2 separate regions of the Homo sapiens genome follow, and region 2 is linked to region 1. A link is a contact called in ENCODE Hi-C or POLR2A ChIA-PET data. All regions are on one chromosome and are shown on one strand. Each heading gives the region's core, a stretch centred on a gene start or an enhancer-like site at or near the end of the contact. The rest is flanking DNA. Distances are from core to core; before and after follow the strand shown. Region 1 has its middle 4.3 kb from the start of CAVIN3. Region 2 overlaps LOC124902625 (a long non-coding RNA gene).

What was found. Hi-C counts contacts between places; a loop is a spot of excess contacts on that map. ChIA-PET counts read pairs that join two places held with the same protein, here RNA polymerase II (POLR2A). Pooled maps may share reads with other maps.
Region 2: a loop to region 1 is called in a map with no recorded cell type, with 5 times the contacts of the local background. The contact joins two enhancer-like sites. A Hi-C loop is called at or near these places in 1 of 168 maps with a recorded cell type or tissue (endothelial cell of umbilical vein), 1 of 37 single-sample maps with no recorded cell type and 3 of 50 pooled maps. POLR2A ChIA-PET finds 5 or more read pairs at or near these places in 2 of 52 experiments (BJ and K562).

What each region holds. Positions count from the first base shown.
Region 1 is chr11:6,314,580-6,317,738 of GRCh38, forward strand. No RefSeq gene overlaps it. Among named protein-coding and RNA genes, the nearest start is that of CAVIN3, 4.3 kb to the right of the region's middle. Within about 2 kb of position 1,377, at least 6 of the 41 ENCODE cell types and tissues checked have a DNase peak (open chromatin) inside an H3K27ac peak, as active enhancers do.
Region 2 is chr11:6,702,197-6,705,277 of GRCh38, forward strand. It overlaps LOC124902625 (a long non-coding RNA gene), which reads left to right. Exons shown (of 4, transcript XR_007062574.1): 4 at 2,236-2,275. Among named protein-coding and RNA genes, the nearest start is that of MRPL17, 20 kb to the left of the region's middle. Within about 2 kb of position 1,320, at least 3 of the 41 ENCODE cell types and tissues checked have a DNase peak (open chromatin) inside an H3K27ac peak, as active enhancers do.

The sequences.
Region 1 (3,159 bases), core at 127-2,626:
GGTTATATGATTCCTCTGCTCACAATAAAGGAAAATCAAAAGGACGTCTAGTTCTTAACTAGGGAAGAAGTTTCCTGCCAGGAATGTATATATTTTTGCCCATGTAAGAGGCATGTCAAAGCAGAAAGTGGGCATATTATGTTAGATTATCCTGCCCATTATCTTTATCCAGTTTCTACTATTCTATTGCATTATACCTAGTTTAAGATCTTACTTTGGCTTCCCATGTAGACTTTGTTGAAGGATGAAAAATGTTTTGAATAGCTAGCTAGACTATTCCAGTCACTTGGCCATTAGATTTCTTCGGGAAATTAATGAATCCAGCAATCAAATTAATCAGTGTTTTCTGAGTGCAGTTATTGCAGATCAGCCTAATCTTGCTGGAATGCAAGATAAATTTGTGTTTCTGGCCTGAAAAGTTGAAAGCCAAAGTGAATGTTAATGATCCACTAATGTACCTTCCGTCTGCTTAAATAGCTGCTAAATGCCACATGTGCTGGATGACAAGTTGGTATTCTGTCATTGTCTCCACTTCCTTTATTTTACTTTTTTAAAGGCAAGGTCTCATTCTGTCACCCAGGCTGGAGTATAGTGCCATGATCATAACTCACTGCAACCTTAAAATCCTGGGCTCAAGCAATCTTCCCACCTCAGCCTCCCAAGTAGCTAGGACTACAGGTGTGCCCCCATGCCCAACTAATTTTTTTTTAAACTTTTTTGTAGAGACAGGGTTTCACCATGTTACCCAGGATGGTCTTGAACTCCTGGCCTCAAGCTATCCACTCACATCAGCCTCCCAAAAGGCTAGGATTACAGGCATGAACCACTGCACCTGGCCATTAATGTTTAACAATATTAATAATAACAACCAGCAGTGATAATGGAGAACATAATATAACAAAATGAGCTATGAAGAAATTTAACTAATTTTGTTTTAACTTGATCTTATTATTTGCTGCTATAGACAACTCAGGAAGAAATAAACATTAATATACCCTTCCCTTGCAAAATTAGTCAAGCCTTTGGGTTTCTAGGGGTCAAGATGTTTTATACGGAAAATGCACACTTAGTTCTTAATTCTAATTGTGGGTTGAAAGGGGAAAATCAAGTAGATTTCCAGGAATTTGAAAAAACAAGAATTTATTTTTCCTTGGGGACAGAGAACTGAGTCTGCTCATACCAGTCCCATTGAGACGGCCAAACCTTGAAAGGGGCACAGTCTGAGCACCAGGGTTGGGAGCCTGCAGGAGAAGGGTTGAATTTCCCCAGACCAAATGGAGCTACTGCAGAGCCGCCTTCCATGGAAGGACCCCTGCCCGCTACACCTCCTCTACCCTAACTGTCCCCAATATATTGCCGGTCAGGCTGACCTCCGGGTAATTAGAGGAGGCACCAACGAGGACACTGGCTCCCCGACACTGACATCGTGTGGTCATAAGGAGCAAGGGCAGCAGAGACATGCAAAGGCTGAGAGATGGTATGAGCCCCCTGGTACTGCACAGTCTCGAAAACGGGAAGATAACTAAAATTGCTAATCATCAACTTCCCAACAGCATGGCAGGCATGTGGGGGCTTAAACTCTTCTTATTGAATCCATGAAAATAAAAATGTGACACCACTCAAACTCAAGTGTCAAGGAGTAATTCATACGTGTAACTCTGGTCCCAATATTACTCCCCAGTGTCCTTATCTAAAGAACACCCCCACAAACCTTATCTGTATCCTTAGTCTGTTTTCTTTTTCTTCAGAGCTCATAACCAGAATGCCCTTGTGGTTCATGTGCTTACTTGTTTTATCTGGCTTACATGTTTACTTATTTATTACCTGTCTCTTCCTACTGGAATTTAACTCTATAGAGGTATGGATCTTCTCTTTCTTATGTGCCACTGTATCCTCAGATTTTATTTTATTTACTTTATTTGTTATTATTTTATTTTTTGAGACAGACTGTCGCCCTGTTGCCCAGGGTGGAGTGCAGTGGTGCAATCTGCAGCCTCTGCCCCCTAGACTTAAGCAATTCTGGTGCCTCAGCCTCCCAAGTAGCTGGGACTACAAGTGTGCACCACCACATCTGGCTAACTTTTTGGGTATTTTTAGTACAGACGGGGTTTCGCCACGTTGGCCAGGCTGGTCTCAAACTCCTGGAGTCAAGCGATCTGCCCGCCTCAGCCTCCCAAAGGGCTGGGATTACAGATGTGAGCCACCACGCCTGGCAGTATTCTCAGATTTTAAAATAGCACCTGGAAGACCCTAAGAGTTCAGTAAGTTATTTGTTGAATGAGTGGACAAATAAATTATATACCTGAAGCTTATGGAGCAAAAACTATACTCCGGCAATGTGCTGGGCACTTGATTTATGTCACTTAATCTTTCCAACAATCTAAGTAAGGGGCTATAATTATCTCATTTTATAGATAAGGGAACAGAGAACCCAAACTACCCACCGCTGAGCTCTACTGCCCCTTGCCATTCCTGTTTTCCATCTCACTATTTACCATTTCCAAGAACAATTCCTTATATATCTCCCACTTTTCCTCCTTCAGGTTGGGTCATGCCCCTTCCCCATTTGCTCTCAAAATAACTTACATGTAACCATCATTCATTACAATTGGTGATGGTATCTCCCTCTAAATCCCGAGCTCCCCAAGGTGTTCATGAGACCTAGCATAGGGCCTGGAACAAAGTAGGTATTAAAAACGTTGTTATATGATAGTGACTGAATGAAGGAGTAGGTGACTGTGCTCCTCATCCTTAACCACCACTCCCACTTCCAGTTTTTTGTTTTTCCTTTTTTTTTTTTTTTGAAACATGGTCTCATTCTGTCACCCAGGCTGGAGGGCGGTGGCATGATCTTGGCTTACTGCAACCCCTGCCTCCTGAGCTCAAGTGATCCTCCCACCTCAGCCCCCCAAGTAGCTGGGACTACAGGCACAAGCCACCACATCCAGCTAATTTTTGTAATTTTTGTAGAAATGGGGTTTCATCATTTTGCCAAGGCTGGATTTGAGCTCCCAAGGTCAAGTCCTCCACCCACCTTGGCCTCCCAAAGTGCTAAGATTACAGGCATGAGCCACCGTGCCCAGCCCCTTCTGTAATATTCTTGCTTTACTGCAGCAGGGAACTCTCCTCAGCCCCTCAAGAAGGTCTACCGTGTGCCAG
Region 2 (3,081 bases), core at 70-2,569, 390 kb after region 1:
CTGTGTACCCTTTTTAGTATAACTGTTATATTTCAATAAAAAAGAAGTTAAAAAAGATTAGCCACATCTTTTATAGCTGTCCGACTCATGGAGAGTTATCCTTTCTTTGAGTTTAATACTGATAAATAAAGGTCCCCTGAAGATATCCACCTCCTACTCCCCAGAACCTGTGACTGTTACTCCATATGGCAAAAAGGACTTTGCAGATGTGATTAAATTCACAATCTTGAGACGAGGAGATTATCCTGGATTATCCAGTGGGCCCAATGTAATCACAAGGGTCCTTATAAGAAAGAGTCAGTAGGGTCAAGCATTGGAATGAGGCACTGAAAAACTTGACTTCTTGTTGCTGGCTTTGAAGATGGAAGGGGGTCATGTGTCTAGGAATGTAGAAGCAGAAAAGGCAAAAAAAAAAAAAAAAGAAAGAAAGAAGAAAAAGAATTTTTCCCGAGTGTCTTTAGAAGGTACGAAGCTCTGCCAATACCTTGTTTTTAATTCCATAAGTCCTAATTTTAGACTTTGACCTCCAGAACTGTAAGATAAATCTGTTGTTTCATTGTTTTTAGCCACCAAGGTTGTGATAATTTGTTATAGTAGGAACAGGAAACTAACACAGTGGGTTACACATTGTGCCCGTCAGAATACATCACACATAATAGGTACTCTGTGAGTGTGTATTGAATGAATGGCCGAGCTTCCAACATGTCTGATTCTTAATTACGACGAAGGAATTTTAGAAATAAATAAAGGTGTTTTTGTCTGTGAGAATTCAAGACTGGTATTGTGTAGTGTGACCAGGCAATTTTTTTTTTTTGTCTCTCTCCTGCTAATCTTCCAGACCTCAAGGACCTTTCCAGACCAAGGTCCTGGAGGTGAAGTGAAGAGAGCACAAGCTTTGAACTCATCAGACAACAAAATTGAAGATGAGGATGTAGATAAAAATGCCATTATTAGGGCTTCTCCTTAGTCTGTCGGAGGCATTCATTTGTCTGGAGGAAGTTAGAATTTTTTCCAAAAATATAAGACTGAGGTAATATTAGTCTTTTGACATCCAAATGGATTATGCCATGCATCAACTTTAGGATTCATTCACAGAAATGTAGCACAGCATGGTCAGAAAGAAGAAGGCTTAATTTTACAAAGGTGCCTTGAGTTTTTATGCAGTTTGGATACTGAATTGAAACCCAGTGGATTGTCATAGGCCTACAATAGCAGAATGAGTTGACTCAACAATAAGGTAGCGTAGACTGCTGGACCAATTTGCAGGCTGGAGGATGTGGCAATCAACTCAGGGTTCTGCAGACAGCAAAATTTTTCTTAACAGCCTTAGCAACTCAGGAACATTGTCCCTGTAGAAAGTACAGACCCCATGTGAATTAGCCAATTTAGCAGTGGTGTCCTGCAGAATGTTGAATAATTCAGTGCCCAAAGGACAGTCCCCCAGAGACCAGCAGATGGAGCTGCCACAACATAAAAACCAGCCTGAGGCTAGAGTTCCTTCTCTGTGCCAGGGGATTGCATAACCATAGTCTCTCCATCATACACTGGGGAGAGAAGCAGGGGAAGTAGAGGCTTTCTGAGTGATCAAGCATTATTTTATCCAATAGAAACAATAATTTCTGAAGGCATATTTACATTGTGTCAGGTTAGACTAAATTAAAATTAGATTGCATTATTAGTTTTTTTTTCTTCCTCCTGCTAACTCGTAGATAGGGATTTGGGAGGACATCAGATTATAGACTAAATAAAGAGAGTAAAATGTTTCTGTACATCCTCTGAGGTGTAGTGTAAGCCTTAGGATCATCCCCAATTGCCCTACTGCAAGGTCATTGAGATTTTTCCTTGGATAAGGTTGCCAGAAAAGGAAAGAGAATCACAGAAAGAGCAAGAGATCACAGAAGTGCATATCAATTTACATTTTTCGCTTCCTCTCTCCTCTCTTTCTTATCCATGAGTTCATGTTTTGAGTTTGGGAAGTTGGAGGCAATTTGAACTTGAATCCATAACCCTCTGTCTCCTACATGATACACCCTTCTCTTTGTTTTGGAGAATGCTCTTCAAGCAGGAGTTTCCAATAAATACCTCCATTCAGCGAATGTTTACTAAAGGTTTGATAAGTGGGAGGCCCTGTAATAAATACAGGATATATAAGAAGAGAAAGCTGGCCCTAGCCTGCACACAGGGGAGTAGGGGGAATATGCATTTTTTTCTTTATTTAATCTTTTTTTTGTACAGATGGAGTCTTGCTATGTTGCCCAGGCTAGTCTCAAATTCCTGGCCTCAAGTGATCCTCCTGTCTCAGCCTTCCAAAGCACTGGAATTACAGGTGAGAGCCACTGTGTCCAGCGGAAATATTTAAACAAATAATTTTCGAAGTACTGTAGTTGAAGAAAAAGGAGCTGATACTTTTTTCTTTTTTTTTCTAGATGGGGTTTCACCATGTTGGCCAGGGTTGTCTTGAACTCCTGACCTCAAGTGAGCCACCTGCCTTGACCTCCCAAAGTGCTGGGATTGCAGGTGTGAGCCACGACAACTGGCTGAGACTAACATTTATACTGCTTATATCTAGGCCCATGTCTGTGAAGATATCCCTGACATCTAATCAGTTATCTCTCAATTTTTGCCAAAATTTCCACCTTGCATTTCCATGTCACGAATTATATTTATTCTATCTTCTATTCACAATTTTTTTTTGAGATGGAGTCTTGCTCTGTTGCCCAGGCTGGAGTGCAGTGGTGCGATCTCAGCTCACTGCAACCTGCACCTCCCGGTTCAAGTGATTCTCCTGCCTCAGCCTCCTGAGTAGCTGGGATTACAGGCACCCGCCACCATGCCTGGCTAATTTTTGTATTTTTAGTAGAGACAGCATGAGCCACTGCACTGGGAATGTTCACATTCTTTCCAGCAGTTTTTGTACATCTTTGGAAGAATATCTATGTCCAAATTACTTTGTAAAGCTCTGGGTCCTGTCGTGGCAAAATTGTAGATATATAGGAAATGTGGAGTGAAAAACTGTCACACTCAACCTGTGCAAAGATGTATGTTCAGGCTGGGCATGGTGGCTCATGCCTGTAATCCCAG